Regions from separate parts of the Mus musculus genome. Here all the other regions are linked to region 4. A link is a loop called in an ENCODE intact Hi-C map of the cell type or tissue named here. Cell type or tissue: left cerebral cortex. All regions are shown on one strand. Region 1 has its middle 90 kb from the start of Gm34819. Region 2 has its middle 110 kb from the start of Gm41205. Region 3 overlaps Gm34819 (a long non-coding RNA gene). Region 4 overlaps Gfra2 (glial cell line derived neurotrophic factor family receptor alpha 2). Region 5 has its middle 17 kb from the start of Gm34442. Region 6 has its middle 75 kb from the start of Gm34757. Region 7 has its middle 2.9 kb from the start of Gm41205.

Region 1 (4,000 bases), 640 kb after region 4:
CCTGTGTATGATTAGTTCCTAATTTGCAACTGAGCATGGTAAGGGCCCTGGTTATTAAGTGTGTGGACTGTTAGTAGATGCAGAGCCTCTGACTCCAGACTCTGTGTTCCTTCTCTGGGTCTCTGGAGAGGAAAAATGAAGAAGAGAATGAGAAAGAATGGGAAGCAGGGAACAGGGGAGGGAGGATTATGGTAATCTCTGATTTTTTTTTTGGTGGGCTTGCAGAGCTTGAATTGAATTGGCAGAGCATGGGACAGATGAGCCAATCAGCCTCTGAATGCCCTTTATGAATGTAGGCGCCATGGCTCTTTGGGTCACTGGGTCATGCGATGGTATGGGGATCCAGAAAGCAGTGAATGGAATCTCTTAGGCTCACCATCCAATGAAGATAAATGCTTGTTGGCCAATCATCATTATTAAACAGTTCTCAGCCACCTGCATCACTAGTTTGGGGTTTCCCAGGCCCAGCAAGAACTATACTAGCGATAAGAAATATACACTGTGCTAACCACTTTCCAGGAGTTACCTCACCTTTCCAACAGCCAACAAGGTTGTTGTTAACAGTACCATACTTTACCCAGAGAGACAGCTCCATTAATCTTCCTTGCCATCCATTCTTTAATGACCTAGCTAAAAAGCGCAGCTGTTTGTGCAGATGTGTTCATAGTCTGTCTCTGGCAATGTAAATGGAAGGATGGCAACAGTGGACTAGTTATGGTAAGGGCTGCACGAAAGTACTTCTATTTAGTTTTGGAGTGTAACCCTTAGGCCTACCTTTTGAAGTAGTGACAGATGACTAGGGAGATATTCTAGATTCAAACCATTTCTGAAGACATAATACAAATCCCTGGAGGTGGGGCGATCACTGATTCTCCTTCCTCAGCCTCCTGTACTGAAGATGGTCCAAAATACTTGTCAGCATCAATACCCCCTTTCCCTGCCTCTCTCCTTTCCTCATTCTGTTTTAGGGTGGTTGGGTATATTACCCCTTTTCATGTGTATTAAAAGTCATACTGAATATGATTTAGGTTGCAAATAAGGCTTTGCTTTACTGTTTTTAAGTCTTTATCTACAAGTTAAAATATGTTGTCCTTATCCTTATATGTTCCAATATTATTAGTGCTTACAGCCTCTGCACTGGGTATTAGTAGCATGTGCTAAGCCTTTAGAGGTTTGGCCTTCATAAGCACGCTCTGCAGGACTTGGGGTTGTGTGAGAACTGCCTCCTACCAGCTTGCAAAAGCTGACTGCTACAGTTTCAGAAATCCGGTGAGTAGGTTATTTTAAAGCGGGCTGTTACTAAAAATAAAATTATATAAATTTGCCATTAGATAAAATGCATTAAGAACAAAGGTAATAAACACAATAGAGCCATTAAATATTTACCAGAACACTACTAGAAATACTATTAGCTTTGTTTTTATAGATGAAGGAACTGGGGTTTTTCAATAAAGCACACGCCAAGCAGCTGAGAGGCAGATGAGGGTCAGTTATTTCAAAGACGCTCCCATGAGGTAGCTGCTGTCTCCACTTGTTGCTACGTATTATATTTTGTTTCCATATAGCTCATGGGGGTGGGGACTGATGTAGGTTTCTTAGTTCTTCAGTATGGTTTGAGTCTGTCTGGTATGTTCCCCATAGGCTGGTGCATGGAGTACTCGGTCTTAGTTGGCGATTGTATTTTGAAGGTTATGGAGCCTTGAGGAAGTGGGGTCTGGCAGGTGAAAGTATTATTAGGAGAAGGATTCTTAGGTCCTATTCACCCCGTGTTCTGGCTTTTCTACTCATCACGGTACAAAGAGTCTCTTCCACATAGTTGGCTAGCATGACTGTATCAGATCCTCTCACTAGGATGAATTGAAATATCTCTGAAGCAGGGAGTTAAAACAAACTGGCTCCCATCAACACTTTGCTGAGGGAAATGCAAAATTAACCCCAACAGTCTCATTCTGGCCAGTGGGGAAAGCCGCACACCATCAGCCGCAGAGGAATCGTGGTTTAGCGGGTTACACAGCTTGTGATATGAAAAGTATGGCTAGAGGTCAGAGTTCACCAGCCACTATGCCAGGAGAGAGCACAAGGGAATCATTTATTCCTGGTTGTAAGTGTCTATTCATTTCTCCTGACATCTCTGCCTCCTAGTGGACAAAAACATCCCAGAGAAGTTTGGAGTCGCAAAGCATCATTCTCACAGAGGATGCTCAGCACTGAGGACAAAGAGCAAACTCCAACTCTCTGGTAAAGAACAACAATAAAGGAGTTCTATCTCCAGGGGCCGTGGAAATGCAGAGAAGGAGAAGAGGAGGTGCTTGGCGTGTCTTCACTGAAAAGCTCCAGATCCATAAATATATCCACGGGGATGCAGGACAAAACATAATGTATAAAAGATTGAATAGAAGATATATTACGCTATTGCATAGCAATCCTGTCTGCAGGAATTTATAGCTTCGATATATTCCCCATTAAAAGTGGTTCAGCTAGCTGGTAGAGAAGCTCAATTCATCTTGCATCTGTTGCAAGCCATCAATATTATGGTTTGCCCATTTAAACTGGAAATGGGACCAAATATTTGGGCTATTTACAATAAAAAATATGAAAATCTTTGTATTGGTGTTCATCTCCTAAGTTCTCTGGTTTAATCAGGTGTCTGTTTACATAGGCTCAGAGAAAATTTCTCACCTGTGAAATTGCTAGGAGATGGGAGAAACTGGAATGAGGAGAAATACAGGGTTTCAGGTTTCTGTTCCCAAAGAGGTGGGCACATGCCCCTGCCACGGTGAATTCAGCTCTGCAGAAGGTCCTTTAGACACTACAGGCCAAGACAAGAAGGGTATTTGTATCTGCAAGGGTTTGTGTGCTTAGGATAATGAGAGATGGGCAGGCTAAGAGTCAGAGAAAGGAATGCATATAAACACACAGCTATCTCCAAGTGTGGTCAGCTGCTGCTGACAGTCTCCAAACATTGGGGTTGTGTTCGTAGGAAAACAGCTGTTCTGGGAATCTCTACCTGCAGCAGTGTTGGTAGCAGCACTAGGTAATCATACTGCCAGAATTCCAATGTGTTCTATTTATTGATGTTCAATGGATTCACTGCTATTGTCTCAAAGCAAACTTTAAAAAAATTAAAGTAGAAGATTGGTAATCATTGCACAGGGTGCCCCGTGCCTCCTGTGCCTTAACTGTGTTTCCCAGCTCAACTTTCTCCATCTGCACTCTCCCTGAATCTTCTAGTCTGAGAACTGCCCTAGATCACCTACTTGGTTTTCACTCCCCTTGATTGATCTCACTTAGCCATACTCTCAGGTCTAGGGTCCTGGCTTTGAGTCCTTGGATTCCAGTGCATGCCCAGCCTTTCCGTAGAAAGCTTAGTTATGCATAGCCCACAATAGCCATTTTAACCCTTCATCAGGGTAGAGGTGGAAATGCACACTAAGATTTTCTTGCATTTGTGCCTTGGTTTGATTTGTCCAATAATGCTTCCCCTTTTCATCCTGGGTTTGTCCCCGCTTACAATAGCGCTCTGTTCATATCAGTGGAATTTTCTTCACAAGCCTTCGTCTTGTCGTTCCAAATATTCCATTTGAAACAACCCCCCTCCCCTGGTGCCACCACATCTGGGCAGAACTCAGTGCCAACAGCCTCCTGTCAGATGTTTTTAGGCAGAGGCCCCTCTGTGGCCCAGGGTTCTTCACTGTAGCCTGTAGTCCTTACAGCCCCGAGCTGGCAGTGTGGGGAGAGGTCACTCAGTTCAGCGTCGGTGGGGTTTGCATCCTCCTCCTTGAGACACTCAGAGTGTCAGTCTGCCCTTTCTGCATGCAGCAAGGGCTTTCAGGGCTATTTTTAAAAGCCTACCGCACTTACTATCTGCGCCACTTACTATCATTCGGGTGGTTAATCATCGCTGTCTGAAAGCGTCACTTCCTGACAGAGTGGTTGGTATAGAGACGAGGGCTGTGGTCCAGTGGAAAAGCAGGACAGCCAGGCAGCCTGGGCAGGACTT
Region 2 (4,000 bases), 1.4 Mb after region 4:
TTGGCATGCGGAAGACTGTTGTTTGGGGCCAGCTGTTTGATCATGCTTTGATCAATATCAGTAATGTGAATTCAAATTAATGTGACCACAAAATCCCACCAGCTCAACAAAAACGCAATTGTCCATGCTTTACTGTAAGTACCACTGTGACTATAACTGCTGGTTTCCTGTCTTCATACCCATAAGGTCATGAAGCTTGTCTTACTCATGCTCTGCCTAATTGGGGTTCAGTAAATGCTTATCCACTGACAGCTGGCCTATTCTTTTGCCAGCTACCCAAGTATTCCCTTCTATCTGCTTGAGCTGATTCCAGAGAAACCCAGGATCAGGCTTCTACTAGGCCCACTCTTTGTGTCCATTAAGGTGTGACTCTGTTCGGAGATTGCGTTTGTATCTCTAAATTCTGTGTGTCCTTGCCCTACCTGGCACCTAACCTCACTGTCTTCTTTACATGCAACTCAGACCCTTTGTGCATTCTGCCGTGTATGCATGCACAGCGGGGACCCATGTAACTGGGCCTGAGCAACAGGCATGAGATTTGGCTGGAGCAGCAATGGTGTCTAGCTATAACCCTGTGTTGAGATAAAGGATGGTTCAGGAGTTCCTTAGGCACTGTCAAATAAGTGTATCAGCAGAATGGGAAGTGGCAGAGGGCAAAGTCTGCCTGTGTAATTCCCAGCAAGTGATCACATCTCCTATGCTCTGCTGAGCTACTGAACAAAGCAGCCTTTAGATAAGCAGTGCTCAGTGTGGGTGGCTCCCAGCCAGCCTTCAAGAGGAGCAGACTGCTCCACACACTCACCAATGAAGCTGACCTCCCTGGAGGGGTCCTCTGCTGGCCTCGGTGTCCTTGAGGCTCCTGCTAGTATCTGTTCCGCATTCACTGAACACCAAGGCCATGCACTATGGATAAAAAAAAAAAAAAAATACCACCATCCCCGCTGCCAATTACCTACCAGTCCTGAGCCAGAGTTGAGAGTTCCCTTAAACAACAGAAGGATCACATTCCTGTTCAGCAACCTGCCATAGCTTCCCACTCACCGTCACTAACTCATGCTGACTTCCAAGCAACCATCCCTGACCGGGACCCCAGATCGCTCCCTCTTTGCGGGTAAAATGTCCTCATTGTGCCAGCTCATGCTCCCCCTTCTCTTTGCCAGGTAAGCTATGAGTTTTTAATTTAAACCCTGCAGGAACAAGCTCACGGCCCATTAGCCCAGTGAGCTCCTTCTTTTTCTGAAGTCTGGTCCCACCAACAGTATGCTGCAGCCTTCCACTACAGCATTCTCTTAATCTCTCCTTGTGCCTCTTTCCATCCCTGTCCCTCTCCCCACTCCCCCCCCACGCCCACCCCCCACACACACACTCAAGGTTTTGAAGAATAAAGACTGTGTAAACTTCATTCTGTGCATGAGTCACTGGCAAGACCTTCTTGATACAGGCTTTTCCCAGCAGTCAAGCAAACTCCTCCGAATAGCTTATGCCAGTCTCAGCACTGTGCCCTTCCCTTAGTGACCATAGATAATCCCTGACATGAGGAGAAACTACATGCCCATCCTCAGAGCCTACTGAGGAAACAGGAGGTCACACCTGGGCACATTAGTAACCAGGTGTGTTCATATCCAGTCTGAGGCTCTTACCTCAGCTGGCCAGGGGTGTGAAGAGGAGCTAAGGACCCTGGAGGGTGGCAATGTCGACATCTGCTCTTCTATGAGAGGTGGCCTTGCAGCCACTACGACTTACCCCATGAGCCAAAACAAACACCTACATCAGACCACACCTACATTTTCATTACAGGCCTCTTGCTCAACACCTTATCCTGGACCTGCCTTTCAGAGATTTACTATTTTGTATGTTAGACTATTGCCATCTAGTGGCCATCCATAATAGTTTCAACCCTCCCCCCCCCCCTTTTTGGTATGTTTTCTATGCATATGAGCATTTTGCCTGTATGATGTGCACCACACGTGTGCCTGCCTCCCTCAGAAGTTATAATAGGGCATCAGATTCTTTGAAAAGTTACTAACAGTTGTGAGCCATCATATGTGGCCTGAGTCTCAAACCCAGGTCCTCTGCAAGAGCACTAAGCGCTCGGAGCCTACACCCTTGTCTCAAAGGGAGCCATCTCTACACCCTTGTCTCGAAGCCGCATAAATGCCCACTTGTACCAGGCGTGGTGGCGCATGCCTTAATCCCAGCACTCTGGAGGCAGAGGCAGGAGGATCTCTGAGTTCAAGGCCTGATCTTTAAATGGGGTTTTCAGGACAGCCAGGACTACCCAGAGAACCCCTGTCTTGAAAACCCAAACCAAACAAACAAAATCAAGTGACCGCGGCAGAGAGATTCCCTGTTCTCAGTCACGGACTTGAGTGCACTGACTTCACTCTCAGTAACACCCTGGGTGAAAGAGTTTCTGAAGAGCTCAAGAACAAGAACGGAAAGCATGGAGGGAAGAAAAACAAGGAAGAAGGGAGGGATGGGAGCCAGGGAATCTTGCAAACCCTAAATCTGTAGCTACAAAGGGATGTAGAAAACCTCGGCTGAAGGAAGGAAGAAGGAAGAGCAAAGGGAGTCTCGCAAACCAGGGATGAGGAAGTGGAGCAGGTGGCCTGAGGGGGAGAAAGGCAAGCCTGGGGTGGGTAGACAGTGCAGATGCACCAAAGCTGAGCTTGACCCTAGCTTGAACCATGGAATTCCATTCTCTTCCCAGAGACGCTGCCCCCTGCAGAGTCACCTGCTTCCTGAGATGGCAAATCATACCTCCCAGCTCCTTTCTCCATTTTCCAGTCACCGGAGCAGCTCTCAGTCGTCTGTGCTTTCTCACCAAGGCTGACAGCTAGGGTGACAGGTACCCTAGCAGCCTCGGAACAACCAATGGCTAAACTCCCAGTCCACCAACCTCTTCCCTTCACCCCTCTGCCCCAGGCTCTGTTTTCCATATTCTACCTTCAAGCTTCCAAGCTCCATTACAAAGAAATATTTTCTCCTTGGAGGAAACATCGTCTACCAGGGTGGTAACCTGCCTGTCTCTGATGCAACGCTGCCAGCCTCTGTGCCCTACCCCGGAGGCCACTGCCTCCTGAGACTGTTAAGGTGATGAGGGGGGCTATTAAGCAAATTCATTATTGACTATTCCACATTAGATTCTATTTTTTTCCCCTTTGATGTCAACACAACTAATAAAAATGCACTTTATCTTAGTGGATTTATGGGCTCGTAAAGATGCTTTCATGTATCTCGGGGAATTGGGATTAAAAGAGAATTAAACATCTTCGCAGCAAACCTGCTCAGGTAGAGGGAGTCGTGGGAGGGACTGGAGTCGCGGGATGGGGGTGGGGCAGAGAACAGCGAGTCAAGGGCAAGAAATAAACCGAAGTAAAAACCTGGCAAAAATATGGCTTTAATATATTGTTAGAGAATAAAAACCTCATAAAAAGTTATCACCAGACACGAGGAGTGTGTAATGTCGCCCATTGTGATTCTGGGAAGGAACCTGCTGGGATCCGAGTGTCATTAAGTCTAAGTAAACCGGGAGCTGGCAGAGAAAGGTGCGCAGGGTGAGCATGGCAGAGCTACAGGAGAGGCAGCCTGTCAAAAGGCAAGGAACAATGGGACAGGAAACGCTGGTGTCTAAAGATCCCTGGTCCTGTCCTGCAAGGAGAGGCTAAAGAACTGATATATAGGCCTGGCTTGGGGCAACCACCCCAAGATTTCACAGGAAAACTTAAATCTCTGGTCTTAACTGGAGGGAGGGGGGCGGAACTGCCTCCTCCAGGACCCAATGCAACGGCTGAATAAACTAAAGCAAAAGTCTTTCTTGGTATTTTTTTTCTCTCCTCCCAAATCCTGGTCAAGTCTCCATTCCTGCAGCTTTTGCCATCTCCCCTCCCTCTGCTTCTCCCCAACCCTCATGCCCAGGTGCAAACTACTATTATCTGTCACCTAATCTAGCACAAATCCCATTCTCATTAGCATCCTCCAAACTCATTCTCTCTCTGCA
Region 3 (4,000 bases), 780 kb after region 4:
AGCCTTGGCTTAGCCAAGACTGGTGAGTAGTTAGGATGGCATTCTGTTGATGTGACAATGACACATTCTCTTCCAGTGAGACAAAGAGAACCGAGAGGAGGTAAGTTCATCTTTCCAGAATCTCCTTTGAGTATTCAACACCACAAACCCGAATCAAGATGTTGCCAGCAGATAAGAAGCAAGGAGGTTCAGAAGAGCTAGTGAGTGTCTAAGACTACAGACCTGTCTGCATCTTGCCCTAAATATTCCTAGATTTGAGTCCAAGGTCCTTATATACTTTCCATGGCCCTTTAAGTTCCAGTATCAGGGAACAGAAGGAATTATATCTCAGATCACGACAGGTGGATGTGACTAACAGGCCATTCTGTGTAACTGTTCTTGGACTTCCTCTGCTAATACATCCCTCTTAGGATCTCACTTACTGTGCATATGCATGTGCCCCTATATACAATCTACACAGAATCCTTAGGTCACCCCCACCTACACACAACGATTCATGGTTTCCCAGGTGATTGTCATTATTAACTGACTGGATTGAGAATCACCTTGAAAGAAAACCTTTGAGCATGTCTCTGTGAGAGTCTCTTGATTGAGTAAAGTCGTGGGAGAAGACCTACCTAAATGTAGTTGGTACCGTTTTGAGCCCAGGCCTCAGCCTTTGTATAGAGGAGAAAATGATCCAAGAACCAGCATTCTTCTTGCTCTGCTTCCTGGCCGAGTGCACAAAGTGACCAGAAGCCACTAAGACAGACTGTACCCTGAAACTGTGAGCGAAAATAAACACTTCAATTGATTTAGTTAGCTTGTCGCAAAAGCAAGAAAAGTAACTAATATGCCTAATTAGCACATTGCCATCTATATATTACCTCTTTACTTCTAGTCAAGGCAGTAAAGACACAGAAATGCCAGACAACTGGCCTGTGGGTGCACCATTGAGTAATGGCTGAGCTATGGCCAAGACCACTCTTCAGTCTCTTCATTACAGTGTTTCCCAACCTTCATTAAATACTTAGGGCTTGAGCCTTTTACAGACCACCTTGTTCCCTGTGAAAATGTGGTTCGCCCCAGTCCCCCTTGAATTCATACCCCAGACTAGAGACGAAGACAGCCAGCTGAAGAGAAATCAGGAGAGAGAACAATGCTATGGAAAGTCACCCACAAGCAGGAGCAGGGCATGAGTCTGCAAAGGGTCTATGTGCAGCAGACCATTCTAGAGCAAAGGCTCTCTGCCATGTAACCAGCTTAGTGAGCCTGAGACTTAGTTTGCTCGTCTTCAAACCATGAAGTGGCAGTGTTGCCTATGATGTTTATGCTCCAGATGTGGCAGATGGAGTGACTGCTTCTTTCTTCACTGCCCTGCAGCATCTCAGGCTTCTTCCTGGCTGGCCATGAGCCTTAGAAATGCCCAGGAAATAGAATAGCAGCTGTGGAGAAGTTTGATCCTTAAGCATCCTATTCTCCACTAAAGGGTGGCCACTGTTACTCCCTGCCCCTGTGCTGTCTGTCACTGCCTCCTGGCCTGTCAGCTGTGAGGCCAGCTTGCCCCCTGCTGGCCACCCCGCTCTAGATGGAAAGTAGTAGGCTTTGACCAGGCAGCATCTGTGCTGAGGGGTCTGGGAATCCTCTGTACTCAGAGTTGGTTGTGGGGGAGGGGGCAGGGCTATACTAGAGAGTGTATGTTGGGGGGTGGTGGGGGAAGAGGGTCAAGCTGAGTTGATTTTTCTCACTGTTTTAGGGGTGAATGACTTCCTGACATTCAGTTTGCAAATCTCCCTGACACAGTCCAATTGAAAATGTATCCTGGTGGCAGTTTGCTGTCCAGGGAATTGAGAAAGGGTAGGAGGAGGTGAATGCAAAGGAAAAGGAGGAAGGGATGGAAGAAGACAGAAGTTACATCAGTCCCACCAGAACAAGAGTCTAAGATGTATGTGTGTGTGAGTGTGTGTGTATGTGTATACATGTGCATGTGTGTGAATGTGTGTGAGAGTATGAATATGCAAGTCTGTGTGTGCTTGAGTGTTTCTGTGTGTGTGTATGTGTGAGTGTGAGTGTGTGTGTGTGTGAAGCCTGGGTGTGCTTGAATGTTCATGTGATTATGTGTGTGTGTGTGTGTGTGTGTGTGTGTGTGTGAGAGAGAGAGAGAGAGAGAGAGAGAGAGTGTGAGTGAGTATGTGTGTATGCATGTGCATGAATGTGTGTGAGAGTATGACAATGCAAGCCTGTGCATGCTTGAGTCTTTATGTGCTTGCTTGCTTGTGTGTGTGTGTGTTTGTGTGTGTGTGTGCATGTGCATGAATGTGTGTGAGAGTGTGAGAGTATGACAATGCAAGCCTGTGCATGCTTGAGTCTTTATGTGCTTGCTTCTGTGTGTGTGTGTGGGGGGGGGGTGTTTCAGTAAAAGAAAGAGACTGAAAAAGGCAAAATCAGAAAGATAGAGGTACAATAAAAGTGTCAGAGATATGGAAACAGACAGAGATACAGAGACAAACTAATGAAAAAAAAAACCAAAAGGACAGATGGGGAGGAGGAGAAGGAAGGGAAAGAAGAGGAAGACAGGGAAGAAGAAGAAGAGGGGGAGGAGGAGGAGGTAGTGGAGGAGGAGAAGAAGAGAAGAATCTATGTACTTCTCTAGCATAGGCTGTCATCTTTCCCTTGGGTTCAGGGATCAAATCTGAGACTGGAGCCTGAGGCTGTAGAAATCACTGGCTTTGTGAAGCATACTGCAGGACACAGAGGCCACCCTAGACCTGGCAGGAAGCTGCACAGGCAGTCTGGCAGCACCCCAGGCATAGGTGCTCTGATGAAGGGACCTCAGCAAACAGAGCATCTCTTATCTTTCCGGAACAGTTAAATCCCTCCACATCAGGCACAAATAGAATCCATCCCTGAGAGGTTGGGCTGCCCCATTGCCAGTCAGAGGCTCCACTTGCCTTTCAGTTTGGTCTTAAGATGCGATGGATACAAATTGCAAAGGTTTGATCAGCTTTTGTGCAGAAAGCAAATTTTATAGGAAAGGAGGGGGGAGGTGGGGGGAGGGTGGCAGGAGACAGAGGGGAAAAAAGCTGAAATAGAAAAATTGCTGAAAAGCCTCCTGCAGGCTGTCAGGAGCATTAACTTAGGATGATGTAGGAGAAACGACTAAGTGGTTTCTGTGTCAGCTACACTGAATCAAACATGCTCAAATATTAGCCTGTGAGTATGGCAACCAGAGAACCCACCTCAGAAACAGAAAGCAGTCTCTGTGTTTAAAGGGTTTCTTATGTTTTGCAAATATAAGGGAAGCTATGCATAAATTACCTTTGAAAGAGGGAGATGGATGGGAGATGAGCTGTTACACATTTCACTGAAAGAGGGGAATCATTGGATTGCTTGTACCCCATCTCAGAGGGAAAGCAAAGGGGGGCAAAGAAGAGACTGGCTCCTGAGAGCCAGAGAAGTGAGGCAGAGTGAAAGAGGAAAGGCCTGCTCTGTGAGACCTGCAGAAAGCAAGGGAATTCTGTCATTTCCTCTCTCCAGAAGTCTAGGTACTTCCAGCTATGTAACCTTCATCTCTTCTGCTTTCTTGTGAGGGAGTAAACATATGGAAGGTCTCAGCACAGGGAGACTAGGGTGCTGGCTCCCAGCCTTTGGCATTAGGCTGTCAACCTGTGACAGTCAGCCACCTTCCTAACTACTGATGCATGATATGTAATTGTAAATTAATTTAGCCATTAATTAAAAAAAATCATTTAGTAAAGATGAATAATGTATACTACGAATCAGGCATTATTCTAAGTGCTTTGCAGGTGATAATTTATTTAACTGCTCTAAATTGCTATTATATAAGGAAGAGGAAAGTGAAGAGCAAGGAGATCCCCTTTTTCAGGGACACGCCTTAGCCAGACAAGGAAGGAATCACACCTTGATATACATGCTCCTCTCTTTGAGCTCAGGAGACCCTGACTTACTTCTAACCTGACATGGCAAAGGTGATGGATGTCACTGTGTGGCCATGCTTTTT
Region 4 (4,000 bases):
GTGTGTGTGTGTGTGTGTGTGTGACATCTGCTTTTAGTCCAGGTGCTGTTCTGCTTGTTGGTAGACCAGAATGAACTGGCTACCAAGCAGGGATCAAGAAATCACCTTTACCTTCAGCAGAAAAGGGCTCTGGATAGCCCAGACAGGGAGGTAGCCTTTGCTTATGGAAGATATGCATGGTCTAAGAAGTGCCCTCCAGATTGTAGGGGATTTGTAGTCAGGGTGAATAGATATTGGCTGTATCTTTGCTTGCTCACAGACTTTCTACCTCCCAGCTATGCATTCCCAGGGGACATAGCCCTGCCCTGGGGTGTGGCCTTCACCATACTTGCTTTCTCCACATGTCAGTAACCCTGTGGGTGGGAGGGACAGGGTAGGAGGGTAGAAGATGCTCTGGGCTCACTTTCATCCCTTTCCAGCAGCCTTGGGGGAAGTGAACTCTCATTCTGAATGAACTGTCACAAAATTTGACCTTATCTTCATTAATGGTCTGAAAACGTAGCTTTCTAGGGTCTTAGAATGATCAGAGCGAAGAAGAAAGCATTGCATTTCAGGTAAAAAGTGGCCAGATTGCCTGCTGTTGAGTTACACCCCTCCCTCATAAAGGATGCATGCTTCCAAGTATAGGGGCCCCCCTCTGAGGGGCAGTGGTATATGAGCACAATACCCTCCAGTATCAGACCCCATGTTGCACATTGGGTGATCCTAGCTGAGGAGTCAGTTCTCCTCAGATGTGGCAATGGGCGTCCTGCCCATAATGGGTGTGTACACGTATTTGCACGTATGTGTGTAGAGATTATGAGCCGAGAGCAGAGATGTCCGCCACTGCCTGCTCCCCAAGGGCTGAAATGGAAAGTGGAGGAGGAGGGGGTTGCCTGATGCCTCCTTGAGTTATGCCCCTTCAGTCCCCTATCCCTCAAAAAGTCCCTCTCCAAATCAGGGCAAAGGGTTCAAGGGAATGGCAGGCCAGGGGAGTCTGAAAAGCTCTGACAGGCTGGGATGAATGGTGTGAAGGAAACTTAAATCCAAAAGCCTTTTCCTGGCTAGATGACTATATAGTTGGGAACCACTTGGAAAGTCTGTTTAGTGTGGCGGTTCCTTAGCAGTTTGGGATTTCAGTCTCAAATCAGCAGTTTGGCTGGGGCCATGTCCCGCCCCCTTCAGATGCCTTTCTCAAAGGTTCTGAGTGAGACCTAATGTCAGAGGACTTACCTTATAGAGAAAGGGCTTTTAAACCCAACCATCCAGATTTCCAAGGTTGGCATAGGATGCCATGGAGAGAGGAAACAGAGTGGGCAGAGCACCAGGCCCCCCGTGGTATTCTAGCACATTCTGGCTGTTGAGGGGACTGTAGACACAGGAGGGCAATGTGGACCTCTGCCTTCCCCTCCCTGGCACTCCCTGGAACTGGTCCACACTGTCTATTCTTGATAATTCCAGGTTTTCTTCCTCCAGGCCACGAAGGTAGCCTTTTCTTCTGATTCTTGGCTAGCCTCTCCCGGTTACTGTGTTTCCCTTCTCTGCTTGGGCTTGGTTGATTCTGGGAGTTCTGAAGCCGAGTCCCAGAGATAGGGACAATGATCAAAAGGATGTCCTGGTCCTCTGCAGAAACTATTCTTGCCCTTCATGAACATCAGTTGACAGGATGAGGAAGCCCTTTGAGACTGGTGTGGGAGCCAGTAAAGGCTTGTGTTAAGGATATCAAGGGAGATTTTGGCTTCAGCTGCAGGGCAGGCCAAGACTGACTTTAAACTCGTGTAAGTTCTGAGCCCATAGAAGACCCAGCCAGAGTGCCAGCATGTCCCATTCTGTGTTCCGCTTGGGCAGTTAAACCTTTAGCTCAATCAGGTGGAAGGTGAAGTCCTATGGAACCCCGGGACAAAGTCAGAGAGAATGCAGAGCTGGCTGGCTGCCTGAGAGCAGCTGACAGGTGCGAGTTGGGGGCGTGGTAGTTCAGCTGTTCCTGGGTGGCCCAGAGGCACTAGAGTCCTGTAAAGGGATGCAGGAATCTGCTGAAGCCTTGAAAGAAAGCTGCTACCTCAGCTGTAGTGGAGGACACATCTCAGGCTAGTGCCTGGGCAGACCTTGCTTTCAGCAACTTCCACTTTGTATGGGGGTTTCTACGACTTGTCTTGTTTCAGTGTGGTTACATCCTTCCGCTCTTTCTGTTCTGGGCCAGGGTTTTGGTCAGCAAGAGAAGAAATTTTCCTTTGCTGTAATTGGAGCCTCCTCCATCGGGAGGCCAACTCCCTTTCATCTCCTTTGCTGTTTCCAACTGGGAATGATCCCCCTCACCCCCCCCCCCCGCCCCTCCCAGCTCTGGGGAGTGACAGGCTTGCTGTGTGCAGCTCTACCTGTAGGTGTCGCTGTCTCCCTGCAGTAGCTCCCCCATGAGCAGGGCCTCCTAGGGAGAAGGCCTGAGCGTGGCAGCTCTGAATGAGGATGGAGTAGGGGGATTCTGCAGTATTCTGAGGAAGGGATGACTGACCTAGAGTTTTATTCTCTTTTGGGTGGGAGGGAGTGGAGAAAGCCTCTCAAATTATTCTTTGGGTCCTGCAGAAGGCAGTCTTTGCTCTGGCAGAGAGATGTGGCTTTTTGAGGGGGCAGGGTCTGGAGTTAGGGCTTTAGGAAGGACAGGGAGACAGGAAGATGCCGCCTGTGTCTGGAGGAAACCATTTTGGAAGCTTGGCTTTGAAAGGGTCCGGCCAGCTTCTCTCTGCCCTTCATGTCCAGTCCTCAGGCCCCTCCCTTCTGGGGACACTGTGGGAGGCAGATAAGAGGGAGTGGGCTGAAGCCATACTCAGGCTGGAAGGCAGGGCCCAAAGGAGGAGAAGTCTTTTCTTTCTAGAGTTGATTTATTAATTTGCTTTAGGAAGGATATATAAAAAAGACAGGATTTCAGAATAGTGTATGAAGGAAAGGAAAGAGAGAGAGAGAGAGAGAGAGAGAGAGAGAGAGAGCACATTTAAAAGGAAAAGGTGGTGAGGTCGGTTGAGAACAGAACCCTTGGGAGACAGGAAACAGGAGATGATGGGAGATAGAGATGGGAGAGGTCATGATGGGGAAGCAGCACGGGGAGTGGGTTTGCCCCTGTGCTCTGGTTAATGAGGTCTCTCTTGCAGGGAGCTGGGGAAGAACTTGGCCCGTGCAGACACTTTGCCAGGCCTCTGTCTGGTGTGAAGTTGGCAGATACAGAAAGGCAAGGCCCGAAAGGGGTCTTTGCTTCTCTCTGCTGGGCCTCCTGGATTGAGTTAGGCTTGTCTCTGGTTGTCTTCTAAAGGCCTAATGATAACAGAAATGACGAGACTGAGGGGCTGGAGGGGGCTTGCTGCTTCTCTGTGTGTGACCTTGAGTTGGACCCGAGCTTCCCTGGAATTTGATGTTGATTGAGTTCTTCCTAAGTTTCAGACAGGCTCTGAGGGTTAACTGACTTTTGGAGCCTTGGATGGAGCGGAGGTTTGTCCACTGGGAGTCGAGACAAGATCCCTTTGCATAACCCTTGCCACTCCATGTTGAGGCCATGTCATTCTGTCTGGACTATTGGCATCTTAGCCTACTGGCAGTTTCAGTGAAGGCCTTCCTGGATTTAGCATGCTGTGTTCCACCACCTAGGATTGCGCTCAGGAGAAAATGAATGTGAACCATGGTTGTAGGGGAGCATGGCTGACTAGGTTGGGTCTACGTTGACCTTGGTCTTGGTGTACTTTGGTATGGAGAGGGTAAGAAGTTCCTTCAAACCTTAGGCCTACATTGGGGTCAGAGACTATGATGACCCTCATTCACGCTTGTCTTCCCTCCCCACTACCCAGACGAAACCCTCCGCTCTTTGGCCAGCCCTTCCTCTCCGCAGGGCTCTGAGCTCCACGGCTGGCGCCCCCAAGTGGACTGTGTCCGGGCCAATGAGCTGTGTGCGGCTGAATCCAACTGCAGCTCCAGGTACCGCACCCTTCGGCAGTGCCTGGCAGGCCGGGATCGCAATACCATGCTGGCCAATAAGGAG
Region 5 (4,000 bases), 87 kb before region 4:
GCCTGTGAGCTCCTCCCCTCTCTGTGCTGGATGGTGACTGGCTTGATCTTGTTCAAGCAAGCACAGCTGCGATGAATTCATAAGTATACCAATCCTTTAAGGTCACGAAGACACCATTTTGTCGGGTTCCCTCAAACCTCTGGTTCTCACAGTCTTTCAGCCACGCCCTGAGCCTAGCGACTACCCCCTGGCTTATGGTTTAATGCATAGGTGACATTAGAAGGATACGTGCAAAGTCCAATCAGAAGAGGTGTCCCGTGACTGTTACTTGTTATTTACTCTCCTGATCTGCGATTGACTACAGAAGTTTAAAGCCATACCACTTCCCCTCGTTGACTTTTCTCTATAGAGACTCTAAGGTTTTGTTTTTTTTAAAATTAAACTTGAGGGTATGATGTATGTATGTATGTATATATGTATGTGTATTTAATGTATGAGTGCTCTGCTGCATGTACAACCATGTGCCAGGATACTTACAGATGTGGTTGGTGAGAATTGAACTCAGGACCTCTGGAAGAGCAGACAGTGCTTTTAACCTCTGAGCCATCTCACCAGCCAAGTTTTTAAAAACATTATTTATTTATTTATTTATTTATTTATTATATGCATATGGGTGTTTTGCTGCATATATATTTGTGCACATGCAATGCTGGAGGAGGCCAGAAGAGAGCTCCTTTGGAACTGGAGTTACTGAGTCACTATATGGGTACTAGGGTACTAGGAATTGAACACAGGCTTAGTGTCTGGCTGGTGCTCTCAGTGGCTGGACCACTTCTGTAGCATCTCATTGGGCTCCTCTGTAGATATCATTAAAAAAAAATATATTATATCTAAGTACACTGTAGCTGTCTTCACATGCACCAGAAGAGGGCACCAGATCTCATTACAGATGGTTGTGAGCCACCATCTGGTTGCTGGGATTTGAACTCAGGACCTCTGGAAAGAGCAGTCAGTGCTCTTAACTGCTGAGCCATCTCTCCAGCTCCCGTCTTAGTCTCTGCTATGTCTTTTAGTTTTTAAGAGTATGAGATTTAAAAAGAAAATTGGTCATGTGATCACCCCTGACCCTACCCTGTGATCTTGGAAGTGGACTTGCAGATGATTTTTTTCCCCCAAAACCTTTGGGGATTTTTTATTTCAGTTTTCCACCAGCCCAGGGAAACATTTATAAAGCAAGTTCAGTTTTGTTTTGTTTTTTGTTTTTGTTTTTTTTTTGTTTGTTTTCGAGACAGGGTTTCTCTGTATAGCCCTGGCTGTCCTGGAACTCACTTTGTAGACCAGGCTGGCCTCGAACTCAGAAATCCACCTGCCTCTGCCTCCCGAGTGCTGCTTTGTTCTTTGTAGTGAAGACTTTCTGAACACTTTGACTATCGGGTGATCTGAGAATCAGAGGCCCTCTTGACTCTTCTCAATAGAGAATCCCTATGCCCTGGAGACTATAGGAAGTTCCATGCTATGGAAGGAAGACGCATCAGACAAGTGGGTAGCAGTCATCTGGGTGTGTGGTGAGATGGGGGCAAAGCAGGCAACTGTTGGGTGGAGTGTGGCTGAGGACAGCCTGACTCCTGGAGCCTCATCCGTAACTGGAGAGAATTGTTTTCACGCAGCTGCAAGGGCCAGAGCCATGCCTGTCACTCAGTGAGTGTTAATGATCTAATAAATGTTGGCTGCTTTTGTTCTCTCTCTTCTTCTCTTCTTAAAAAGATTTATTTACTTTTTTATTCATGTAGTATGTGTCTCTTGTGTATATGCCAGTGGAGGCTAGAAGAGGGGTATCAGATTCCCTGGGGCTGGAGCTATACATGATTGTGAATCACACAACATGGGTGTTGGGAACTAAACTGTGGAAGAACAAACGTGCTCTCATCACTGAGCTATTTCTCCAGCTTCCCCACGCCTCCTTCCAATACAAGGTTTCTCTGGGTAGCCTTGACTGTCCTAGAACTTTCTTTGTAGACCAGGCTGGCCTTGAACTCAGAGATCTGCCTGCTTCTGCCTCCTGAGTTCTGGAATGAAACGTGTGTGCCACTACTGTCCAGCCTTTTTTCTTTCTTGAAAATATTTATTTGTATTACTTTAATATATATGTTTGTGAGTGTGTGCTATGCACGTTTGTGACAACAGGGGGCAGTAGAGGGCATTGGATCCTCTGGAGGTAGAGTTATAAGCAATCTTGAGCCACTGAAGGTGGGTGGTAGGAAGTGAACTTGGGTTTTCTGGAAGAGCCGCAAAGCCAGGAGCCATCCCTCCAGTCTCTTGTTTTCTGTTTTCTTGCTTGTTCATCTGAATAGGCTGCAGACTGAGCCAGGTGTCTGGGGAACCAGGTCACTTGCTTTCTAGCTGTGAGTGTGAGGGGCATGTTCCTTCATTTCTCTGTTTTCTCACATGTAAACACCCCCCCCCCCCCTGCAAGATGAGGGGTGGGTGGACTAAGTGATTTCCAAGGATGTTTCTCACCCACACAGTCTGTGATGCTAGCACTAGTGGTGTGAAAAGCAGAATATGCCTTCAAACAGCCCTTTCGCCAGCAGAGCGCTCCGTGTGGAATTGACTGTACCTCCCCATCGCGATTTGTTGAAGTTGAGTCTTTGGGACTTGGCACGTATGTCCCCATGAGAGTCACCTTTTTAAGTGATGGTTGGCTTTCCAGGGCCAGCTCATAAAACTTTGCTTACTTTGCAGCAAAGCAGAAACGCTGCATTGGAAATGGCAGGAAACAGTACTGTCACAACACTAGTAATTAAACAAAACAGAAAAGCAATTCGATTGAATAGGCACTCATTTTTTATTTATCCGGAATGATGGTGCTTAAGGGAAGGAAGCAGGTTAAGGCAGAAAGAGTGCATAAGGAGGGGCCGCTGTGACTTTCCTCCTGGGCTCTCAAAGGGTTTACACTGAGGCTAGTAGCATAAGTTCTTGAAATTTCCGTTTGGGTTGGAAATGAAAGGGTTTTCTCTCTACCCACTTTGGCTTTTCTTTATTATAATGTTGGCCTAAGTCCTTCTCTCATTTGATGGCTCCTATAACAAATTGGACCAGACATGTCCAACTTTTTGACATGGTATCAGGGTGTTGTTATCTGTGTTTTTCCTAAGAACAGGGCAATGTAGCTATTAAAAAAAAATTGCCACCGGATGGTGGGTGGTAGTGGCGCACGCCTTTGATCCCAGCACTTGGGAGGCAGAGTCAGAGGCAGATGGATTTCTGAGTTCGAGGCCAGCCTGGTCTACAGAGTGAGTTCCAGGACAGCCAGGGCTACACAGAGAAACACTGTCTCAAAAACAAACAAACAAACAAACAATGCCAGCAAATACCATCATATTTTAAGTAAGTTTATAATTTTGTTTTGGGCGGCATTCACAGCTGTCATCTGTCTCTGGGTCACTGGTTGCATGTGCTTAATGGACTTCCCAGGGGAAAGAGGAGGGGGACAAAGCAAAGAGGCAAAAGGTGAATTAGATCCTAGACCTTACAAACGAATGGTCCTGCAATGTTTTGTTGTGCTGTGTGCATAGCATCTTAAAGTCTAACACGAGAAAGCCAACCTAAGGTTTCAGTGTGATGATATAGCTGAATGGTGACCATTGGCTGGCAGCAAGGGACTAGGAGTTAGACAGACTTCCTGGTAGGCAGACACGCAGAGAGAGGGGCCACGGCTAGGTAATAGAGTGAGTGAACAATCACGATGGCTGGCTTCTTCCAGTCCTCTGGACTTGTGGAAGTCTAAATAAAGCAGAGACCTCCTGGGCTTTTACAGTAAGGAGCCTGGTGATGGACAGGTCGACCAGTTCAAAGCTGTTAGGACATGTTTACAACAGATGTGGGCCAATCAGCTATCCTTTCTTCAAACAGGCCAATCTTAAATTAAAGTTCAGAGACTTTAAAAACTCCCAGGCCTCAAGAAGGAGCCGGTCTTTGACTCCCCTCTCCCAGTGCGGCTGTCTCTGTGGATCTGTCTGTTCCTGTTGGCTGTACCTGTGATTTCTCCCCATCTTCCTGC
Region 6 (4,000 bases), 200 kb after region 4:
CGTGGTCTTCTAGGCTCCAGCTGCCTGTACTCCACTGCTGCTGCTGTTCTTGGTGGTCATCTCATGGTACTGGCATCTCCAAAACACTGCTGTCTTCCGCTGTAACTAGGTTTCACCAACAGCCTCTCATAGGCTCTCTTCATGGTGCCAAGCTTCAACTCCTTTGCATGACCCCTTCTGTCCTGGGCCATCAATTGCAACTGAGGTTGCACCTTCACCAATGGCCTTCCATGGCCTATCACAGTGCCGAGCCTCAGCTGCTCTGCATGACCTTTTCATGCTGTCAAAACCAGTACCACCTGGGTGACTCTTACACATTACCAAGTCCTGCTGCAGCACGAGGTACAACTTTGGCTATCTCTGGAACAGTCTCTTTGTGCTCTCAGTAAGCACTTCCCAGAAGATGTCACCTCAATGATGCTGGTCTCATCACCGCTAATTTCTTAGCTCCAGCTAACCAGCATCAATAGTCCCAGTAATGCAAAAGTTTCAAGGCAATACCCAAGGCAATGCTCAAGGCAATGATAGAGAAATGCTCAAGGCAATGCTCAAGGCAATGCCCAAGGCAATGCTCAAGGCAATGATAGAACAATGCTCAAGGCAATGCTTAAGGCAATGATAGAACAATGCTCAAGGCAATGCTCAAGGCAATGATAGAGAAATGGTCAAGGCAATGCTCAAGGCAATGCTCAAGGCAATGCCCAAGGCAATGCTCAAGGCAATGATAGAGAAATGGTCAAGGCAATGCTCAAGGCAATGCTCAAGGCAATGCCCAAGGCAATGCTCAAGGCAATGATAGAGAAATGGTCAAGGCAATGCTCAAGGCAATGCTCAAGGCAATGATAGAACAATGCTCAAGGCAATGCCCAAGGCAATGATAGAGCACTATGCTGCCTGGAGCTGTACTAAGGATCTTTAGGAGGTCAGGGTACTCTCACGCTCCATCATTTCAAGAGTTGAAGTGTTCTGCTGTGTGAAGGATGGTCCCTCGTCCATGGCCGTCTCTGACAGGCACCCTGGAAGACCATCCCTTCCAGAGTGCAGAACCCTAGGGGAAAGGCCTGCACTGCCTCCTAAAGGAGGGATCAGCAAGCAATGAACATCAGTTGCAACCCAGGTGAGGGCAACAAAAGCAAACCTTGCTTCCAGGACAATGGTCTAGAGGCAAGGGGCGCTTGCCTTTTTCTGAAACCACAGTTTAGCGCAGGGTCGTAGTTTCCTGGCTTTGGAGTTCACAAAGGGGAGAAAAATAATCGTTGGAAATCAATATAGGGACCAGCTTTGTGTTTTGCCAAGAAAAGATACGAAGGGAAAACCCTGCTGTTCTTTGTCACTGCTCTTCCTGAGTGGAAGGGATGCTATGACATCCCCACTCCAAATGAGAGACAAAGGTCACAGTCTCACAATGGCAGGCAGTCCTTTAACTCCAATCCATCTGGCCTCAGTGGCTCTTTCCACTAATTTTGCTGAGGCTGACAAAATAATTTGAGCTGAAACTTAGTTTATTCTTTCTCTCCCTGTTTCTGTCTCTCTGCCTTTCCATCTCTGTCTCTAAATTGTCTTTCTCTCTCCTTGACTCTGTCTGTGTGTCTGTCTGTCTGTTTGTCTGTCTCTCATGCTCTCTGTATCTGTGTGTGTGAGAGAGTGTGAGTGTGTGTGTGTGTAGGTCTCTCAAGTGGATGTGTATTGGCGGTATAGTAATGCATGGGTTATAAGCAAAGGTGCATGCAGGTGTGCATGTCCATGAGTAACTGGATGGGGAGGAGAAGGGAGTGTGAGGAGCTGAGTACATGAGGAGCTGCGGGTGTGAGTGTCATGAGGGGAAAGGTGAAATGAGTGAGTGTGTTAACAAGTAAGAGTGTGAGCCCGATAGAGAAGGGAGGTGAGACATTCGAGTTTTGGAAGCAGATATGTATGCTGGGAGGAGAAGTGAGACATGTGTGTTAGAAAGCAAGTGTGTGTGCACGCGTGTGGGCACACATGTGTGCAAATTATTCTCAGGACCTTTTCCTAATGATTTCTGGTTTCTGGGGACACTTTAGTCCCTCTCAACCTCCTCTAACACCCTGAGCACTGTCCTCTGTTCCTTCACTCTGATAACCGCCATCTGCTGACCGTGCCCTGGTGGAGGAGAGCCCAGTCAGCACGGGCAGCAGCTCTCACATTTCCTGCCAAGAAGAATCACTACTCTGCAACAGCTCCCTTACAGTCTCTGACACCTCCTCACTCTGGGGAAGCAGAACTGGGCCAAGTCTGTCCAAGGCAGCAGAGGACTGGCTCCCTAAGGCGCTGGCCCTTCTTAAGCCCCTCACATGGTCTCTGACCTTGAGACAGTGGCACTGCCCTTCTGGCCTTCTGCATAGGAGACAGCCATGATTAAGCTCTGAGCTTCCTGGAGAGGGCTTTTGATTCTCCCTACTTGCTCTCAACTGCATCTGAAACTCCTTGAATGAGCCTGAAGTTTGCCTTCACTGGTCCCCAGTGCACCCTTAAGCCTCCTTGTTGTTCATTGCCCATCAGGAGAGCAACTTGCTATATTTAATTGACCACATCTGGATCCTTCCCCCCACGCCCCTGCAATCCCGGATGTCCACCTGCCCCCCCAATCCCGGCCATCTCCCAGCCAGATTTAGCATCATCTTTCATCCCTGTCATTCCACTTCCGGTCTTTTTGTTTCTTCTTTTCATTACTCCTCTTCCACTGAAACTTTCTCTCCATAGAGCCCTTCAAAGGTCAAGTACAAGGCCACCTCCCCTAGAAAGGCTTTCTGCTTAGCACCCAGGCCCTAAGGCCTCCCCTCATTTATAAAATACATTGCTCTCTCCTTGCTCCCCAACTTGGCCTCTGCCTTGCCTTTTGGCTGAGATATTAATGTTTGAGCTTTTAAAATTCAAATTAATCTCTTCTGGCCCCCTGTGCTGACTTTGCCCAATTGTTTTTGAGAGCTGTACTTTTTGTTTTATGGTTTTTAAGTTTGTCTTTTTATGGAGTCATTTTTAAAAAACACTTATTATTTCTCATTGATTTTACTTCCTTGTTTAGTGTTTTCTATAAAAGAGGGACCAGGAAGCAGCTGCACGGTGTTGGCTGACTGGGCACTGGAGGCAGAGAATTCTGTATCAGTTCCCTCTCCTAGAAGGGAGCTGGACTGGAAGTGGCACAGGTAAACTCACTCTGCCTCTCTGAGCATCAAGTGTTCCTTTTGAAATGGGGCTGAAAGGTCAAGGTCTCAGGGTCATCATGGAATTGTAGTGGGTGGTTGAGCCAGTAATATCTGATGATTTGAGTTCAAGTCTCTGTATTCACATGGTGGAGGGGAAGCTCAATTTCTTCAGTTGCACACTTGTGCTATGGGGCACACTCTCTCTTTCTCTCTCTCTCCCTCTCTCTCTCCCCCTCCCACCCCCAATGTAATATGGAAAACAAACACTAAACTACAGTGGCAAATGGAAAATGATCTTAGTAATTTGCATATGTACCACCTTACACTTATAGTCACTCTTAGTCATATTCACTGGTGCCCATGCCTCTTTGTCTAAACTTTGTCATGACACCTCGAGGTGCTAGCAAGTGTGCATCTGACCACTCCAGAATCCTATGTGAGCAGCTACTCTGAGTGGCTCGCCATTCTCCCACATACATTTAATGTATGTCTGGTATGTTAAAACTCTTGCCCGTGTTACATTATACATGCCAGTAAAATGGCTGCTGTGACAGTGGAGACACTTTTCATGAAGGGTGGGACTGCATCCCTCATTTATTTGGCCACTTCACTCTGTCTTTATGTTCTTATCCACAATATTTACTCTTTTCCATAACCACAATGAAATACCTGAGCTTGGGTATTGTCTTAATCAGCATTTTATTTCTGTGAAAAGACACTATCAGGGCAGGAAGCATGGTTGCATGCTCTGGCAAGGTGGTGGAGAAGTAGATGAGAGTTCCACATCTGATGCAGTAAGAGAGAGCCACCGGGCCTGGCTCAGGTTTCTAAAACCT
Region 7 (4,000 bases), 1.3 Mb after region 4:
CCAGGAAAAGAGCCCTAGTGACAGGTAGTGTGGTTTCATAAGGTTGTGTGGTCCTTTGAGACCAAGGCTGCTTTGTGCTTTGTGCTCACTATTCTTACAGCCAGAGGGGCAGTAATGGCCTGAGCCTCATGTCACAAGCATCACAATGGAAATAGCCTTCCAGAAGCCTCACTCTAGCCTCCGATCTATTTGGCCAGAATCAAGTCATGTGACAAAACATGGCTTCCTGGAGAAGTGAGAACTGTACTCTCTTGCTGGCTAGTCCCATTGAAAATATAGCTCAATAAAAGCTAGAATCTCATTGGAGAATGAGATGGAAATTAAATATTTGATGCATAAATACTAGACTCTTTCCCATCCAGTGATTAGGAGTCTAGAGAAATATCCTTGACATAGCACACAGGAGGCAGATAAAAAGCTGTTCATTGGTGTGAACTGAAGTGAACTGTTAAGAGAAATAGGGGGGAAGACTGGAGACTTGGTAGAGTGGATACACTGTTTGTCATATAAACATGTCTTAAATTCAATTTCCTAGAACCCATGTGTATTCATTACAGTGATAAAACAGCAATCGAGGAAACTTATAGAAAAAAAGAGCTTATTTGGCCATTGGTTCCTGGGAGATAAGAGTCCATGATGGCAGAGCAGAGGCATGGTACCCGGAACAGGAAGTTAAAAGCTTACATCTTGAGTCACAAACAGGAAGCAGAAAGGAAACTGGGAACACAGCATGTGGCTTTGAAACCTCAAAGCAAGTTCCTGGTGATATACTTTCTCCAGCAAATCCACACGCATCCATACAAGGCCAAATTAGTCAAACATCCAAACCAATGGAAATGTCCTTATTCACACCACCACACCATGTAAAGGCTAGAGGAAATAGTAGACCTGCCCAAAATACCAAGGCAAAAAATCCCTGAAGATTCTGGACCAGCTATCCTGATGTGCAGAGGCAGGAAAACAAGAGGCTCTGCCTCAAAGAATGTGGAATGTGACCACCAACACCGGAGACTATCCTCTCAACTCTCAACTCTACTGACACATATGGACTCTCTCTCTCTCTCTCTCTCTCTCTCTCTCTCTCTCACACACACACACACACACACACACACACACACACAGACACACACATAAACAAATACAAACACATACAAATACACACAGAGAGAATTTAAAATAATAATGCAATAAGAAAAGAAATTTTTTAGTAAATAAGGATCCAAGAGTCTAAGTCCAGAGTCTTGCAGCCTCAAGAAGTAACTCACTCAGAAGTCAAAGAATCTGCAGCCCATTCAATTGCACTCTAACTGGCCCTGGTTTATGTCACACCTTGTGTCTGCTTGTATTTGCCAAAAACTCCACAACCTCACGTGCACCTGCATGGCAGCCCTCTCCTTCTTTATTGGGCCTTCCTTCCTTCCTTCTTTCCTTCCTTCCTTCCTTCCTTCCTTCCTTCCTTCCTTCCTTCCTTCCTTCCTTCCTTCCTTCCTCTCTCCCTCCCTCTCTTCCTTCCATCATCATTATACACAGTAAGAGTTGGAAATAGGCAAGGGGAGGAATAATCCTGAGTTGCCCATCAGGTGATGAAATCTCAGTATCACCCAAAAAGGCAGCAAGCCATAGTCTTGTTTGGTAACTATGGAAGCTGAGCCTGATGGAGCAGGTATGGATATTGCATCAGAGAAGCAGGAGATGGGGCATCCAACAGAAGATCTACTATCAAGCAGCAAGTAGTTCTGATTTTCCCCTCCCCCAGGACCTCAGTTTCATAGTGATTCAATTAGAGATATCTCATTCTCCTTTCAACAAAAGATGCCTTCCATTGTTGAGTTATATTACAAGTGGCTATGTCTCTTACAAAGAGACTTCACCAAATCAAACTAGCTATTCTACTCAGCACCACCCCACTCCCAGCCCCAGTGCACTCATTTGTTTTGCAACTCTGCATCTAGTTTCATGAAACACTTCTCTAGCCATCCCTTGTGAGATGAAAATCCTATGCCTGCTCATACCCTCCAAACTCCCCCCACCAATCCAGATCTCACCAGGCTAATGTGTTTTCAGGTTGGTATGTTTGTGAGTGCTGCCACCTCCTGGATGTTCGTCTCTGGGCACTCCAGCTGGACAATCAGCCCTTGTGCTCTCTGGGACCAGTGATACATCTCAGAAAATGCCTTTGTTTGTTATTTACACTATCGTCCCCAGGACCCCATCTGTTACCCTGAACCCTCTTTCTGATGTAATTGAGATTTTTTTTAAAGTTAGATGCATGAGAGCCCCATGTACAATTATTCACCCTACATGCCCAGTTCCAGGCTCTGGGCCAAGGTTCCACAAAGATAATAAATACCAGGCACTAAAACTAGCTCGTCAGGCTGGTGCTCTGGGAACTCGATGAGCCTGAAGCTTGTGCCTAGCAACTCTGTTCACTGCTCTTCTTGAAGTGGAAGTGGGGGAGCTAGTTCCTTAATCCTGCTTGTAAACCACTGGAAAGCCACAGAGAGCTATAGGTGATAGTCCCTCCCGTGCATGCCAATCTCAGTCACCACCATGCCCAGACATAATCACCTTTCACCCAGGAAGCCTGGGTATGGAAGAAATATGGTTCTGGTAAGATAATAGGCACAGACATAATAAAAATCTGGAAAAAAAAAAGCTAGAACTCAATAGAATGGTAGAAATCCTCAAAGTTCATGGAATGCAGATGCAAAACACATCCCAAGCCATTTCCCAAGTTCAATCAGTCAGCATTTGGCTGAGCTGAAACAAGATCTGGTGTCTCCCCAGGTTCTCCTTCAGGACCCAATAGAACCTTAAATCAAAAGTAGCAAGAACAGATACAGTAGAAGAGTATGCATGACAGTTGAGTAATGAAGTCTAGTAGCACATTTTATTCAGCAATTTGTTGTTCACTGCGTTGAGTTGCCACATGTAAAGCATATGTAAGATCTTATACACAAAGCTCTTGAGTATACTAATGAAAATAACACATGCAAAGCCCTTAGAATGAGACCCTTCACACAGTAAATGTTGACTGTATTATCTATTTATCTATGTGTAACTAGATTTTGTTCTCTGTGATGCTAATGAGGTTGTCTATGCATTTAGCCAAAAACAATAGGCCAATAGCTCAAAGTCATTTATCATTAAGAAAACAGTAAGGGTTCTTGCCATCCAATAAATAAATAGGACAGACGGTACAGGATTGACAATGTAGCAGTTACCCAGACACTTCCAGTTCTTTCCAGCTAACAACCAAGCAATAGGGCAACCTTGGGTGCTAGATCTGGGTCTATGAGCTTGAACATTAAGGGTGGAATCTATATTCATTCTTCACTGGTCTGCATCCGGATTCTGGGAAACAGTAAAATGAACTGGTTAGTGGAGAATTGCATGGCTATTGACAGACACTGTTTCAAACATTTCCCAATTAACCACCAAGCTCAATCCAATGAGAAGGCAGCAAAGCGAGCGTGTCCACGGTTAACAAAATGTTGACCACATAAATGTACACCCTCAGACACACCCACTCTTCCTTCCCTCTGTCACTATGGAGGAGCCTCCAGGGCTTCCCACCCTGACAATTCTTTGTTGTCATCCAGACCCCATCCTTCCTTCTCACCTACTCAAAGCTATGGCTTTTAGGCAACACTCCTCACTGATCTATTATCCTGGGTTATAAAAAAGCAGAGTGAAAACACACAGCTTTCCTCCCACTAAAACTAAAACCTACATGGGAAATAATGGAACCTCACATTGGGGTGGGGGGCGCTCCCCTGACCCCACTTACCCCTAACTTGCCCTTCATTTCTCTCCTTTATCAGAACTCGGCGAAATCGTTCTCTATATCCATGGCCCCCAGTTTCTCTTCCCAGAACTCTAATCAGTCTCTTATCACAAGGTTGCCATTAGACTGCTTGCCTGGGGCTTGCCATATCTATTGCTTCAGGGCTCACCATTCATCTACCAGATCCATAACCAATGGTAGCTACAATGAGCC

Evidence for each region. A loop is a pair of places that touch in the nucleus more often than their neighbours do. Peaks named below come from ENCODE experiments on the same cell type or tissue, not always from the same donor. Only the 100,000 strongest peaks of a DNase experiment are listed, where the experiment ranks them.
Region 1: a loop joins it to region 4, with 10 times the contacts of the local background. A loop is called at or near these places in 9 of 42 quality-filtered maps.
Region 2: a loop joins it to region 4, with 19 times the contacts of the local background. A loop is called at or near these places in 15 of 42 quality-filtered maps.
Region 3: a loop joins it to region 4, with 17 times the contacts of the local background. A loop is called at or near these places in 21 of 42 quality-filtered maps.
Region 5: a loop joins it to region 4, with 2.0 times the contacts of the local background. A loop is called at or near these places in 3 of 42 quality-filtered maps.
Region 6: a loop joins it to region 4, with 1.9 times the contacts of the local background. A loop is called at or near these places in 3 of 42 quality-filtered maps.
Region 7: a loop joins it to region 4, with 4 times the contacts of the local background. A loop is called at or near these places in 9 of 42 quality-filtered maps.

Annotation. Positions count from the first base shown.
Region 1 is chr14:71,528,522-71,532,521 of GRCm38, forward strand. No RefSeq gene overlaps it. Among named protein-coding and RNA genes, the nearest start is that of Gm34819, 90 kb to the right of the region's middle. In left cerebral cortex, a CTCF peak has its summit at 2,147 (motif pointing left); DNase peaks (open chromatin) are centred at 2,148 and 3,948.
Region 2 is chr14:72,292,112-72,296,111 of GRCm38, forward strand. No RefSeq gene overlaps it. Among named protein-coding and RNA genes, the nearest start is that of Gm41205, 110 kb to the left of the region's middle. In left cerebral cortex, a CTCF peak has its summit at 1,848 (motif pointing left); DNase peaks (open chromatin) are centred at 334, 741 and 1,755.
Region 3 is chr14:71,669,072-71,673,071 of GRCm38, forward strand. All of the region lies in intron 1 of Gm34819 (a long non-coding RNA gene), which reads left to right. Among named protein-coding and RNA genes, the nearest start is that of Gm34819, 51 kb to the left of the region's middle. In left cerebral cortex, CTCF peaks have their summits at 1,542 (motif pointing left) and 3,096; a DNase peak (open chromatin) is centred at 1,525.
Region 4 is chr14:70,891,963-70,895,962 of GRCm38, forward strand. Gfra2 (glial cell line derived neurotrophic factor family receptor alpha 2) reads left to right here. Exons shown (of 9, transcript NM_008115.3): 2 at 3,810-4,000. Among named protein-coding and RNA genes, the nearest start is that of Gfra2, 3.9 kb to the left of the region's middle. In left cerebral cortex, CTCF peaks have their summits at 2,369 (motif pointing right) and 3,897 (motif pointing left); DNase peaks (open chromatin) are centred at 300, 813, 1,136, 1,965 and 1 more place; H3K4me3 peaks cover 2,870 bases; H3K27ac peaks cover 1,226 bases.
Region 5 is chr14:70,804,707-70,808,706 of GRCm38, forward strand. No RefSeq gene overlaps it. Among named protein-coding and RNA genes, the nearest start is that of Gm34442, 17 kb to the left of the region's middle. In left cerebral cortex, CTCF peaks have their summits at 866 (motif pointing right) and 2,109 (motif pointing right); DNase peaks (open chromatin) are centred at 2,202 and 2,463.
Region 6 is chr14:71,090,596-71,094,595 of GRCm38, forward strand. No RefSeq gene overlaps it. Among named protein-coding and RNA genes, the nearest start is that of Gm34757, 75 kb to the right of the region's middle. In left cerebral cortex, a CTCF peak has its summit at 2,139 (motif pointing left); DNase peaks (open chromatin) are centred at 1,848 and 2,182.
Region 7 is chr14:72,185,428-72,189,427 of GRCm38, forward strand. No RefSeq gene overlaps it. Among named protein-coding and RNA genes, the nearest start is that of Gm41205, 2.9 kb to the left of the region's middle. In left cerebral cortex, a CTCF peak has its summit at 2,105 (motif pointing left); a DNase peak (open chromatin) is centred at 2,088.